Regions from separate parts of the Homo sapiens genome. Here all the other regions are linked to region 3. The links are chromatin contacts, found by Hi-C in ENCODE. All regions are on one chromosome and are shown on one strand. The core of a region is the stretch at or near the end of the contact, and the rest is flanking DNA. Distances in the headings are between cores, read along the strand shown. Region 1 holds the start of FLNA (filamin A). Region 2 holds the start of HCFC1 (host cell factor C1). Region 3 overlaps ZNF185 (zinc finger protein 185 with LIM domain).

Evidence for each region. A loop is a pair of places that touch in the nucleus more often than their neighbours do. Pooled maps may share reads with other maps.
Region 1: a loop to region 3 is called in a pooled map, with 7 times the contacts of the local background. The contact joins the promoter of FLNA here to the enhancer-like site in region 3. A Hi-C loop is called at or near these places in 1 of 168 maps with a recorded cell type or tissue (PC-9), 2 of 37 single-sample maps with no recorded cell type and 11 of 50 pooled maps.
Region 2: a map of naive thymus-derived CD4-positive, alpha-beta T cell shows a loop between it and region 3 (10-fold over the local background). The contact joins the promoter of HCFC1 here to the enhancer-like site in region 3. A Hi-C loop is called at or near these places in 3 of 168 maps with a recorded cell type or tissue (B cell, GM12878 and naive thymus-derived CD4-positive, alpha-beta T cell) and 7 of 50 pooled maps.

What each region holds. Positions count from the first base shown.
Region 1 is chrX:154,373,372-154,377,640 of GRCh38, reverse strand. FLNA (filamin A) reads left to right here and starts at 3,007. Exons shown (of 48, transcript NM_001110556.2): 1 at 3,007-3,135. RefSeq lists silencers at 2,921-3,060, 3,071-3,130 and an enhancer at 4,220-4,269.
Region 2 is chrX:153,970,390-153,975,056 of GRCh38, reverse strand. It overlaps HCFC1 (host cell factor C1), which reads left to right and starts at 3,239. Exons shown (of 26, transcript NM_005334.3): 1 at 3,239-4,409. The coding sequence starts at 4,217. It overlaps TMEM187 (transmembrane protein 187), which reads right to left and starts at 2,303. Exons shown (of 2, transcript NM_003492.3): 1 at 2,197-2,303. RefSeq lists silencers at 2,019-2,128, 2,239-2,688, 2,919-3,158 and enhancers at 3,389-4,148, 3,790-4,639, 4,629-4,667.
Region 3 is chrX:152,955,588-152,959,812 of GRCh38, reverse strand. It overlaps ZNF185 (zinc finger protein 185 with LIM domain), which reads right to left. Exons shown (of 25, transcript NM_001395254.1): 19 at 1-114. Among named protein-coding and RNA genes, the nearest start is that of PNMA5, 36 kb to the left of the region's middle. RefSeq lists enhancers at 465-594, 605-654. Within about 2 kb of position 1,537, at least 19 of the 41 ENCODE cell types and tissues checked have a DNase peak (open chromatin) inside an H3K27ac peak, as active enhancers do; they include B cell, where a contact is called at or near this core.

The sequences.
Region 1 (4,269 bases), core at 1,758-4,257, 1.4 Mb before region 3:
TGACCTCAAGTGATCAGTCCGGCTCGGCCTCCCAAAGTGCTGGGATTACAGGCATAAGCCACCGCGCCTGGCTGTGACATTCACATTCTAAACAAAGCCAGCTGAGGGTGTATGGAATCAACTAGTGTGCCCCTCACTGGGTAGGCCCCAAACTGGGAGCATGAAGAGGTGACATGCCATCTGTAGTTTCACAGTTGAGGGCTGGTGACAAGGGAAGAAGAGGGGAGGGCTCTGGTCATGTCCAGAATGGCTGGCCTGGCTGGTGAGGGTCACAGACCAGTCATCCATGGAGGTTTGCCCATGGGGTGGGAAGAGGTAGACACCTGGGGGAGTAATGAGGAGATGGGGCCCTGTTTTGACTACACGCAAAGATCCTAACAAAGAGGAATCACTGTTGGCAAGGCCCCACTGTGTCCCCAGCAATATGGAAGGAAGTGTGGGTCCATGAAGACAGTGCCTGGCAGTGTGCAGCAGGAGAGCCTTGGGTAGGGCAGGGGTTTGCACCTCATCTTTCAGAGCTGAGGGGACAGATGGCAGTTTGGACTCTGGGCTGCTCAGAGGCTGCCTTGTGGATTTTTTAGTTTTGACAAAATCAGATTCCCCAGCACCTCTGCAAGCCTTCTGCAATCCTGGCCCCTCTCCCAGAGGCCTCTGTGTACTAAGTGCTGCTCCATCCTCCCCCATGCCACCCCTCCCCATACGGATCCAAGCTGTTTCCTTATGAGGTCAAGGAATTCTAGATTTGCCTTCTCCCTAAGGAGCACCCCCCACCCGTTCTGTACCTGCCTCGACACTCTGCCTTTTATGTCCCACCCCTTTGCCCCACAATCAGGTCCCACCACAGATGGCACCAGGAAGCTGAACTGTGATGGTCCCCCTGCACCCACCCTGTGGGTACCTGGAGCCTAAGTCCAGCCCCATTGCAGTGCAGCTCCACTCCAGACCACTGGAAGCCAGGCAGGCTCCTGAGCAGCAGAGCCTCCATCTTATACAGGGAGAGTCAGGACCCTGCGATCAGGGGAGACTTGTCCAAGAGCCCTGAGTACAGCAATTAATTCATGGAACATTCCCCCACCAGTACCTGGTCCCTGGGGGTGATGACCTGGACAGCCTCAGAGAGTTTCCCGTCAAGGGTAGGGTGGGATTTGCAGTCATCAGAGGGTCTGGGAAGGGCGTGTGCAGGAAAATCTGAGGGCCTCAGGGGGTTCTTCCTGGGAAGTGCAGGCAGAGGAGACATCGGGATGCAACCAATTCTAAGTCAAGAATAAGAAAACTGAGTTGCTCCTTAAGGATGGAATGGCTTGCAAGCAGTATATGCTGTATAACTTACAATCCCAACATGATTGAGTTACGAGGAAAAAATATCAACATGGAAACATTCCTCAGTGTCTATGACAAGTAGATGATTGTTCACTGAGCTGTTAACGTTATTTTTTTATTTGTATTTTTATTTTTATATTTATTATTTTTTTCCAAGACACAGTCTAGCTCTATCACCCAGGCTGGAGTGCAGTGGCGCAATCTCAGCTCACTGCAACCTCCGCCTCCCAGGTTCACGCGATTCTCCTGTCTCAGCCTCCCGAGTAGCTGGGATTACAGGCGCCTGCCACCACGCCCAGCTAATTTTTGTATTTTTAGTAGAGACCGGGTTTCACTGTGTTGACCAGGCTGGTCTCAAACTCCTGACCTCGTGATCCACCTGCCTCAGCCTCCCAAAGTGCTGGGATCCACCACGCCCGGCCTTTTTTTTTTTTTTTTTTTTTTTTTTTGAGACGGAGTCTCTATCACCCAGGTTGGAGTGCAGTGACGTGATCTCGGCTCACTGCAACCTCTGCCGCCCGGGTTCACGCGATTTTCCCGCCTCAGCCTCCCGAGTAGCTGGGATTACAGGCGCCTGCCACTGCGCCCGGCTAGTTTTTATATTTTTAGTAGAGACGGGGTTTCACCATCTTGGCCAGGCTGTTCTTGAACTCCTGACCTCGTGATCCACCCACTTCGGCCTCCCAAAGTGCTGGGATTACAGGCATGAACCACCGCACCTGGCCTTTTTTTTTATGTTTAGTGACAGGGTTTCACTGTGTGACCCAGGCTGGAGTGTAGTGGTGAAATTATAGCTCACTGCAGCCTCAAACTCCCGGGCTTAAACGATCCTCCCATCTGTCTCCTGAGCAGCTGAGACTACCGGTGCACGTCACCACGCCCAGCTAATTTTTATATTTTTGGTAGAGATAGTGTCTTGCTGTGTTGCCCAGGTTGGTCTCAAACTCCCGGGCTCAATTAATCCACCTGCCTCAGCTTCCCACAGTGCTAGGATTATAGGCATGAGCCACCATGCCCGGCCAATGTTTTCTTTAAGATCAGAATCTTCTTAATACTAAACAAACTTAACTTTCTCGTCCCCCTGAGCGATCCTGTTTCTGCTGCCCACCCCAGGCCAGACCTGGCAGCGCCTGATCCATGGCAGTCAGGTTCATCCCAGGGCTCGGAGCCCTGCAGTCCCGTCCCGGGGCCCTGCCTGACGTAGGCGCCCAGCCAACACCTGCAACGACCTGTTGCCCCCACCCCAGGAAACAATCCCGGCTTGGGACAGACACCAGGGGCTGTGACTGTGGGTGGCTCCTTGGAGAAGGTGGCCTTGGGCCTCGGCCTTTCCACCTGGGGTGCGCTTGGCTCCCCCAGACTCAGACACGCAGGATCCTTGTGATTGGGCCTAGACACGAGCCCTGCAGTCCCTGTGGGCGCTGGAGGCGACTCCCCCACGAAGCCCTCCCTCCCCCAGGGCCTGGCGGCCCTCGCCGGCGGTGAGCTCATCTCGGGGGGCGGCGTCGCCCGGCGGCGGGTCGCTGGAGCTCACGGCGTGCCCCCGCACCCCCGCCCCCCACGCACCCGTCCCGGGCTCCTGGGCAATTTTACCAATTAAGGCTTTCTCGCCGGGCCGGGCCGGGCGCGGGGCGGGCGCGGGGCGGGGGTGCGGCCAACAAGAAGGCGGGCGGCGGCGGCCCATTCGCGTGGAGGCGCGTCGCGCGCAGCGGACGCCGACAGAATCCCCGAGGCGCCTGGCGCGGGCGCGGGCGCGAAGGCGATCCGGGCGCCACCCCGCGGTCATCGGTCACCGGTCGCTCTCAGGAACAGCAGGTGAGGTCTCCGCGGCCCGGCTTCGCGCCGTAGGGTCGCCGCGCTCCTCGTCGGCCGGGGGCGGGGTTGGAGAAGGCGGGCAGAGAGGCCGGAAAACGCAGGCGCCAGCTCGCGCCCAGGTCCGGGCCAGGTTCAGCTGGGATGCGTGAGCCGATGGAGGCTCCCCTGGCATCTGGGAGTGAGTGTCCAGAGAATAGCTTCCCTAGTTGACCCACGAGCCATGTCTGTGCCCACGAATGTGGGAGCCTGAGGCCATGGGGGGTCCCCGAGAGAGAGAGGGTGTCTGGGCACTTGCCCATGAACGGACCACTGCATGCCTGAGAGAGAAGGGCCCTGACACCAGGAACTTGTGTGGACTCAGGGCGAGTGGCCACCTGGAAGGACACTTCTCAGCCAGTGTGCCCACTGGGAGGGGGACAGCGTGTCCCTTGCTGGCTCGAGTCCACAGGGCACCAGCTGCTTTGGGCACAGGGGAGCTGGTTCTGGGGCTGCTCTACTCCATGGGGGCCATGGTGAGGATGAGACCAGGCCAGGTTCCTTGGTTGGGCCCTGGGCCCTATGCCAGGTTGGCTCTGAGTTGGATGCGCACTGCCAGCCAGGATATAACCAACAATGTCCCCAGATTCCCGTGCCACCTGGGGCCAGGCAAAATAGGTTAAAATCCACTGGCAGACCCATTTGTAAGTGCTCCGAGTGCACCGTCAAGGTGGGAGCTTGGGAATGGGCGACCTCACCTGCCGCACCTGGACTTGCCAGCACAGGTCTCTTCTCACCTTGCCAGTCTGCGGCTTCCTTCCCTCCTGCGCCCCCTGGCTACGCAGGCCTGGAAACAGCTCCTTAGGGATCCCAGCTGAACAGCTCCTGGGCTTGGGCTATACCTCCCAGTGGGAGGGTCTGGCCTGGGGTCTGAGGGCCAGGGGTGGTGTGGTGGGCGGGGTGTGCCTAACATCCAAGAATCTACTCCAAATAAGGGAAAATATGAAAGAGCTGGATTTTGGCTTCCCAGGACTGCCCGATCTGGTGGCTTTGGGATCGGGCGACATCTGGCGGTTGATACTATGTTCTAGGGACAAGAACCCTCTACACGCCCATTCCTTGTTTCCTCTAAATAGGGAAAAGCTAGGGCTGGAAGAC
Region 2 (4,667 bases), core at 1,990-4,489, 1.0 Mb before region 3:
CAAATGGGTGGGACAGGGTCTGATTCCTTGCTCTTCCTCAGATGCCCAGTGAAGCCCTGCTCAATTTCAATTCAATTATATTAAAGAACAAAGCCAGCACCTCTGCTCCCTTTTACCAGTCCTGTTTGCTATTTCACTTCTCAAGCAGGTCCTGGGGCCCACCGCATCCTCCTGGGCCTCATTCTCAGCCTTCTTGCCTTGGAGTTCCGTTGCTGAGGAGGGCCACCAGGCTTGGCATGTGGGTGCCCCATTGCCCTCTGAAGCATGGTGTTGCCACACAGGAACCACAGTCCTCACTATCACTCCATACGTCCTTGCTTCACACAAGCCTGCCATCTCAGCATGGGGCACCCGAACTCCTCCTGCCCCGTCCTCCCAGTCAAAAAAGCCTCTGGGTCCAGGGGTGTGCACACCGCAGCCCCAGCATCTTTGAGCAGCCCTGGATGGGATCATGTCTGCCCTGGCTTTCCACCCTTCCATGACCAGCTTCCCATTCCATGTCCTGGATCATGTCCCAAAGTCTTGGCCAGACTTAAAGTGCCATCCCCATCCAGCCCTGTGAGCTCCTCAGGCCCAGCTCTGTCCTGGAAGCCCTTTGCCCACTTCGCCTGGCCATTGCCCTTGACTCAGCTGTCATTTCCTCTCAGGCACTTCCCCGTTCAGCTCCTGACTCCAGCTGAGACACCAGCTGAGGCCCCGCATGGCGTCTACAGGTCCTTCCCTGCACCCACCTAGGGCCCCATGGCACCCATGCTAGTCTGACCCTCCTGCCTGCCAGCAAGCAGGGCGGAGAGCTGGAACAAGAGTCAAACACTGTCAACTTGATCGAGGAAGAACTCCAGGAAGGGCATGGAAAGCAACTCCTCTTTCCGGCTGCAGGGGTTCAGTCTATCTGACCGGGGGTACGGGCTGACAGTGACCATGTAATCAAAGCACCTGTCCAAGACCCCCAGGAAAACCGAGCTGGTTACCTTATAGCCTAGCTTCCCTGTACCTTTGAATTGCCATGATCCTTATTATGTGACACTCAAATCTCGTCACAGCTTCCCCCAGCGCCTGGCATGGGAAAGCCAACACCTCAACAGCACTGGCCCCTGGGTCTGGGGTCTTTCAGGGAAGCCCTGGGAAGCCTGACAATCTCCTGGCTAAAGGCCCCAGACTCTCCCGCACGCGTTTAAACAGCAGGCACTGTCACCTCCAGGCCTTTAGCATTTATGGTTAGTTATGTCCCCCGCTCCGCATGACCTTTCTTGCTGTCTTTCTGTGGATAAAGGAATATCAATTAACATTAATTTAGCTTCTGGACTGATTCCAGGCAAGGCCCTTGGAAACCAGCAGCTGCTTTTGTGTGTGTGTGTGTGTGTGTGTGTGTTTTTGAGACAGGGTCTTGCTCTGTCGCCCAGGCTGGAGCAGTGGCGCGATCTCAGCTCACTGCAGCCCTGAACTCCCTGGCTCAAGCCATCCTCCCACCTCAGCGTTCCAAGTACCTGGGACCACAGGCGTGTGCCACCATGCCTCCGGGTCTCGCTATGTTGCCCCGGCTAGGCTCAAGCAATCCTCCCACCTCAGCCTTCCAAAGTGTTGGGATTACAGGCATGAGCCAACGCATCAGGCCTTAGTTTTCTTATTTACCATGGGTGGGGGACTTGGGGACATATGTGAGGTAACTAGCCAAGGTCACAAAGAGCAGGTGGTGGCACAGACAGGCAAGAATTCTTCTCTTTGTCCCTTCTCAAATGGATACTTCCAACTGCATGAACTAAAACACAGACGATTACAAAATACATGTAATATGTTGAGAGGCGACTTTAAAAATATTGTTGAAAATGTGTGAGAGGGTGACGTGTGCTTCTTTACTAACGCATTAAATTACAAGGTCTTCCAGCAGGACGCATAACTTCAGTAACTTCAAAGTAATAATTCTGCCCGCCGGTAGATCTGGTAGATCTTGTAATTTAACTGAACTTCTAGACGTTTACAACAAAAGCCACAGGCTCTGACAGGACCGGTCTGTCCATTTCTACTGGCGACTGCCGCTCCCGGGCAGCAGCTTGGGTCCCCGCGCTGCGGCCTGCGCGTGGCAGGGCGGATGCCGCCGCCGCCGCCGCCGCCGCCGCGCCCGGGCGGCCTCCTAGAGGAGGCGAAACGTGGGGGCGAGGCCGGGACCCACCTCCCAGGGCTGCGGTGAGCACTTACAGTATTGGCGCGAAAAGGCCAGCTATCACCATACGGGTATTTCGCCTCACTCGCCTCGCTGGGGGAAATTCAAATCTCCGAAAAGGGAGGATCCGAGCAGCGCCGGTGCGCCTGCGCGCAGGGCGGGACTCGAAGCCTGGGAAGCGGGCGGGGCGAGGTGACGCGAGATGACGCGGACGCCTCCCGCGGTCGCCCGCCCGGCTCGTGCGCCACCGGCCCGACTGCGGGCCTCTCGGCAGTGGGGGCGGCCGAGCGCGCGGCGGTCTGGGGCGCGCGGCCCGGCTCATTTTGCTGCGGCGCGGGCGGAGGCGGTGGCGCCCGAGGGCGGGCCCCGCAGCCTGGGAGCCTGGGAGCGGGCGGAGGCTCCACCCCCGGGCGCCGGCGCTCGGCTGCGTCGCCTCCCACTGTCGCCCCGCCCCCGGCTCCCCCGCGGCGCGCCTCGGGCCGCCTCCTGCGGCTGCTGGGTGTGCAGGGCGCGAAAATGCTCGCTTCCCGGCCGCAGGCGCGGCTGCAGTGGCTGTTCGCCAACCCCGGCCACCTGCGTGCCGCTGTCCCCAGTGCTGGTTAAAGGCAGTTCTTCGGGCGTGCGTCCCTTATCAACCCGAGAGACCGTTCCCAAGGGGGCGGGGCCGAGCGCGTCGGAGGGGTTAGCAGTCTCATCCGGGCATTTCCGAGATGCCGCCGCCGCCATCTTTGTTTTGTGCTGAAAGTCGCTATTGACGCCCGCGGACGGCCGGGCGAGGGGAAGTGGCAAGATGGCGGCTCCCAGGGCGGAGGCGTGGAGGCTCGCCCGGTGGGGGGGCCGTGGGGCGGGGCGCGCCTGCGCCTGCACCTGATCTGAGCGCGACTCGAGCTTTAGCCCAGCGCGCGGCAGCGCCGACCCCCACCCCCGCCGCGAGGCAGCGCAGGGGTCCTTTAAGAGGCTTGGGCCCAGGGGCGAAGCGGTGCGAGGGCGAGTGGGGGGAAGCGGTGACGTCACCCGGCTCCGCCTCCTCGCCCGACCGCCGGCGCCGCTGCCGCCATGTTTAGTTGTTACTTCTTCACACAAGATGGCGGCTCCCAGGGAGGAGGCATGAGCGCCCTGCCGTTACCGCTTCTTCTGCCGTACAGTTGCCGCTTCGGGGCCTAACTCTAGCTCTTTGAAGCGGCTCCTGTGGGAAGGAGTCATAAGGCGGGAAGTGAGGATCGGACACCGCCTTGAGTTTGGTGTGCAGTGGAAGAACTGACCTAGGAGGAAGAGAATAGGGGGGAACGGGGAGCTAGTCTCAAGATGGCGGCTCCCACGGCGGCAGGCGCAGCCTGAGCAGCAGAGGCGGACTAAGGGGAGAGGCGCGAGACTTCACAAGCCGTACGGCGCGAGCCCCCAAACGGCCCTCGAGAGCTCGAGCTGGTTCCACCGGCCTCCGGCCCGCCTCCATTCGTTAGGTGTGTCGAGGCTGTTTCGGGAGCGGCGGCTGCACTAAGGCGCTGGGCGGGGAAGCGGGACGGTCTCAAGATGGCGGCTCCCACAATTGTGGTCTGAGCGCCGGCGGGGCTGCGACGACCGCGGCGCTTGTGGCTCCTTTCCACCCGCCCCGGAAGCCGGCCAGTGCTGGGGACTTGGGGGTGTGGGAACCGGGCCGGGGCTCCGCCATTTCCGGCGGGGGAGGGCTACGACTGAGGAAGGGAGGAGAGAGAGGCGGCTCAAGATGGCGGCTCCCAGGGCCTCCCGCCCGAGCTTGTAAGCGGGAGCGCCCGGACAAGTAGTCGGGGCGACGGGACTCAGCGGCCTCCAGCTTCTTGAGCCTAGGCGCTCGACAGTTTCGGGCGGCTCTTGCGGAGACGGGGTGAGCGAGAAGAAAGGGAAGAGCCAAAGGGAAGGAGGGCAGTTAAGATGGCGGCCTCCATGGAGTCGTCTACCGCTGTGTGAGAAACCGCTTCTCCGTGAGAGCTGCCTTAGACGAAAGGGGGTGTGTGAAAGGAATTGAGGGGCTCCCTTCCCGCTTGTTGACTTCTCCCCACCGCACCCTTTCCCGGAACTATGGCTTCGGCCGTGTCGCCCGCCAACTTGCCAGCGGTGCTTCTGCAGCCCCGCTGGAAGCGAGTGGTGGGCTGGTCGGGTCCGGTGCCACGGCCCCGCCACGGCCACCGCGCCGTGGCCATCAAGGAGCTCATCGTGGTGTTTGGCGGCGGCAACGAGGGAATAGTGGACGAACTGCACGTGTACAACACGGGTGAGTGCAAAGCCCGCTGGGTCTTCGGCTCTTTCCCTCCCTCCATCTCCTCCCTCTCCCTCCTCTTTCCTCCCTCCCTCCATCTGCTCCCTCCCTCTCCTCCCTCCCTCCATCTCCTCCCTCACCCTCTACCCTTCCCTCTCTCTCTCCCCTCCTCCCTTACCCGTCCTTCTCCCCTCTCCCCGTCCCCCTCCCCCTTCTCCCCTCCTCCCCCTCCCTCCCCACTGATCGGCTTGCCCCTCCCCTTTGCTGTGCCGG
Region 3 (4,225 bases), core at 288-2,787:
TGCTGAGTGGGTACAGCTGGGTCTCCTTGGCCACCTCTTGGGGCTCCAGGCCTGTCCTGCCAGGCCTCTCCGACCTTGGTGGCCACATCCTTCCCCTCAAAATCAGTCAACACGCTGAGGAAGAATAAGACCCTTATGAAGTGAGTGCCCTGAGACTAGACTTTGTTCTCCCATGGCAGGTAGGCTGGCTGTCATGTCTCGTGGACTTGGAGGGACTCATCTCCCCAAGAGTGGGGCAGACAGGAAGGAGGCACAATCCCCACCCCAAGGAGCAGTCAGTCTCCTCCTCAGTAGGACCCCCGCAGTGCTGCTCCTTTCTGACAAGGGCAAAGTCACCTGACGACTTCAATGAGGTGTTAAAAGACATCGTCTTCTGGCTGGAAACACACTGGTATTCTTGTCCCCATCCTCCCACTGCCATCTCTCCTTTCTCCAGTTCTTTCCCGCCTCCGGCCTCTCTAGGAAGACCTAAGCCATTCAGCCTTCTTCCCTGACCATGGTGCTCAAGACCTGTGCGCTGGCCAGGCTCATCAAATACCCGGCAGTCTAGGGAGGAGCTTCTCCCCCAAGCTACCCTGGAGGGCTCGGTAGGGGCAAGGGTAGGGGAGTGCGCACGTGTTGGTCACCAGATTCCCAAATCCGCTGTTGACCCCACAAAGGGGGGAAGGGCCAGGAGAATCCAAAATTTCTTAGGCGGGGCCATTATGAGAACCCTAGACCCATTTGTGATCCTCGAGCGCCATCTGGCGGCAGGAACCGGGACTGCTGCAGAAAAAGCCTCTCCACGGTCGATCTCGCCCAAAACAACCATTTTCTTTGTTGATCGTCTCATTTCCCGGCGAGCACCGCAGGCAGAGTCTGCGGCTGCAGGAAATGGCGGCACGCGCAGGCGTACTCACGCCGGCCGCACCCCGGCCTGTGCACGCACGATCTCAGCGCGCGTGCGTGCACCCGCCCACTTATCGTTGTGACCGCGTAGTTTTCACATGTGGAACCTTCTTGTCTTCTTTATTGGAAGTAGTCATAGCTATTCCTGGAAAGCAATAGCATTTTCATCCCCTGCCCCCCTTTTTTTTTTTTTGAGACGGAGTTTCGGTCTGTCGCCCAGGCTGGAGTGCAGTGGTGTGATCTCGACTCACTGCAACCTCCGCCTCCCGGGTTCCAGAGATTCTGGGACTACAGGCGCCCGCTGCCACGCGTGGCTAATTCTTTGTATTTTAGTAGAGACGGGGCTTCACCTTGTTGGCCAGGCTGGTTGTGAACTCCTGAACTCAGGCAATCCGCCCGCCTCGGCCTCTCAAACTGCTGGGATTACAGGCGTGAGCCACCGTGCCTGGCCATCCCTTTTTTTTTACAGATGAAAAAGTTGACATAAGGGTCCAATTTGCAACTAATAGTAGTCAAAATGGAACTTCCTTGTTCCTGCTGCAGTTCAACCTGATCAGGTGACTCCTGCTACATACACTTTTAGCGTCTCTAAACTTAGTTCCTCCCACCTAACCCCAGCTGCTTCTCTTCCCCTTCCAGCAGCCAAACTCCTTAGAAAGAGCTGTCTACGCTCACTCTTGTCACCTTTTCCTTCCTTTCTTACCATCAACATTCCATGGAACCTATTAATTGCTTCTGGAAAACTGAGTTCCTTCTGGGTTACACATTACGCCCGGGAGGCAGCAAATTCTTACAGAAATGGTGACATCTTACGAAAGATAACTTACAGTGGAACATTCCAAATGAACAACAACACACTGAAGTGCATTTTAAAAAAAAATTCTTTTGTGTTGTGGCTTGGCTCCCGGGGCAATGGTGCAGAGAGCCAGATCACCAGGGCCACTCAGGGAAAGGGAGCCCAGAAGCCTGGCATGCCAGCAAAAGGGTAAATATCTCTTCCCAGTCAGATTTCAGGCTTCTCTCTCTCTGTGCAAACTGATTGTAAAATCACTGTTTATCTCCTCTGTAAAATTTTAATTAATGCAAAAAGGAATTCTGAGGCTGTCTAGTCTTAAGCTGTAGTCAATCTGGTATATTTTGTGCTATAAAGTCGTTTTTCTGTGTCGAGGGGTACCTTAGGATAAAACATGGGCTTGGGCCCCCATAAGCTTGCTGCTCAAGATGGCCCAGCAAGCTGGTCAGTGACAAACTTTGCTGCAGGTCCCTGAAACCAACAAAAAACTGGACAAGGTCGCCATCCTGTTTTATGTCCTTGGGAGCTTGACCTTGTAACCATGTGGCAGTACTTTCTCCTTGTCTCTACCTTCCAGGGAACAGGAATTTTAGGGTTCATATCATAGTTAGTTCTAAAAATTATCTTGACTAGTTAAAAGCCTTTGCAAGCTCAAAATTAACTACTCTAGACTCCTTCTGGGCTCAGTAGTTAAGGTTTTGCCCTTTCACAGTGGCAGTCTGGGTTCGATTCCTGGCTTAGGAAATAAGTCCTTTCTGGTTTAATATCTGCATGACCTTGTCTATACCTTTCTCCTCCATGGACTGTCTTAAATTTTCCTTTGAGCACCTGGGAGTTCGAGACCAGCCTGGCCAACATGATGAAACCCCCTCTCTACTAACATACAAAAAAAAAAAAATAGCCAGACATGGTGGCACACGCCTGTAGTCCCAGCTGCTCCAGAGGCTGAGGCAGGAGAACTGCTTGAACTGGGGAGACAGAGGTTGCAGTGAGCCGAGATCATGCCACTGTCAGCCTAGGCGACAGAACAAGACTCCGTCTCAAAAAAAAAAAAAAAATTAACCTTGTAAAAAATTTTATGTATGATAATACTAAATTTAAAAGGGTATTATTAGGTTTTTCCATAAATTGAACATGGACATAAAAGCACAACAGGTTTTCTTAGAGCACTAATCTGCTCTTCAACAAAAATTGTAAAGGGTTATAAAAGGTTTATAAAATTCTTACCTTATGTTCAAACTGATTAAGATTGAATACATTTGTCTATAAGGTTTTATTTAAGAATTGGGTTTGACATCGATAATGCACTAATGCAACAGTGACATTTGGCTTATTTGGTATAAAAATCATGGGAGGCATTGTCAAAATAAAAATACTGTTTTGTTTTGTTTTGAGACTGAGTTTTGCCCTCGTTGCCCAGGCTGGAGTGCAATGGCATGATCTCTGCTCACTGCAACCTCCACCTCCTGGGTTCAGGCGATTCTCCAGTCTTAGCCTCCCGAGTAGCTGGGATTACAGGTGCATGCCACCATGCCTGGCTAATTTTTCTATTTTTAGTGGAGACAGGGTTTCACCATGTTGGCCAGGCTGCTCTTGAACTCCTGACCTCAGGTTATCCGCCTGCCTCGGCCTCCGAGAGTGCTGGGATTACAGGTGTAAGCCACCGCGCTTGGCCAATAAAAATAATGTTTAATCTTCAGGGTATATTTTTAGTGAATTATATTAATATATATTCCAAAATTATATGGGGTTTCTAAAATTCTAATATGTATATCAAGTGCAGATTATAAAAATTCAGTCATACAGGATTAATGAAAAGATCACTTAGTGAAGTGAGTAGACTCTTCGTCTAGCTCATTCTTTATTTTATTTAATTTAGGCAGTTTGTTTTATGGGGACCTCAGGTAAACAGCATACTTCAAACTCTGGGTATTATCCTACTGGTAGTCATAGTAGTCTCCCCAGTGCACTGTATTCTCTCAAAGGTTTCAAATGTTTGCATGCAGCCATCTCTGAAATGTCAAATGGTCTCTCTTCAACTGGAATAACAAAACTGATTGAAATGTATGATTATGAGGACATCATAACCTATGAATGACATGCTGAGACTGGAAACCTAAAATGATGGTAACTAGGTAACTAAAAGTGGTGCTAAGGCCCTAAGTTTTGGTCACACTCTCACCTAAGTGAGAACCTGGCCAATAAGGGGAAATATTTTTTTTTTTTTTTTTTAGGTGGAGTCTCGCTCTGTCACCAGGCTGGAGTGCAGTGGCGTGATCTTGGCTCACTGCAACCTCTGACTGCCAGGTTCAAGTGATTCTCTTGCCTCAGCCTCCCGAGTAGCTGGGATTACAGGCGCATGCCACCGCGCCCGGCTAATTTTTGTATTTTTAGTAGAGACAGGGTTTCACCATGTTGGCCATGATGGTCTCGATCTCCTGAGCTCGTGATCTGCCCGCCTCAGCCTCCCTAAGTGCTGGGATTACAGGCATGAGCCACCACGCCCAGCCAAGGGGAATTTTTTAAACAAAATTCTGGCAAGCC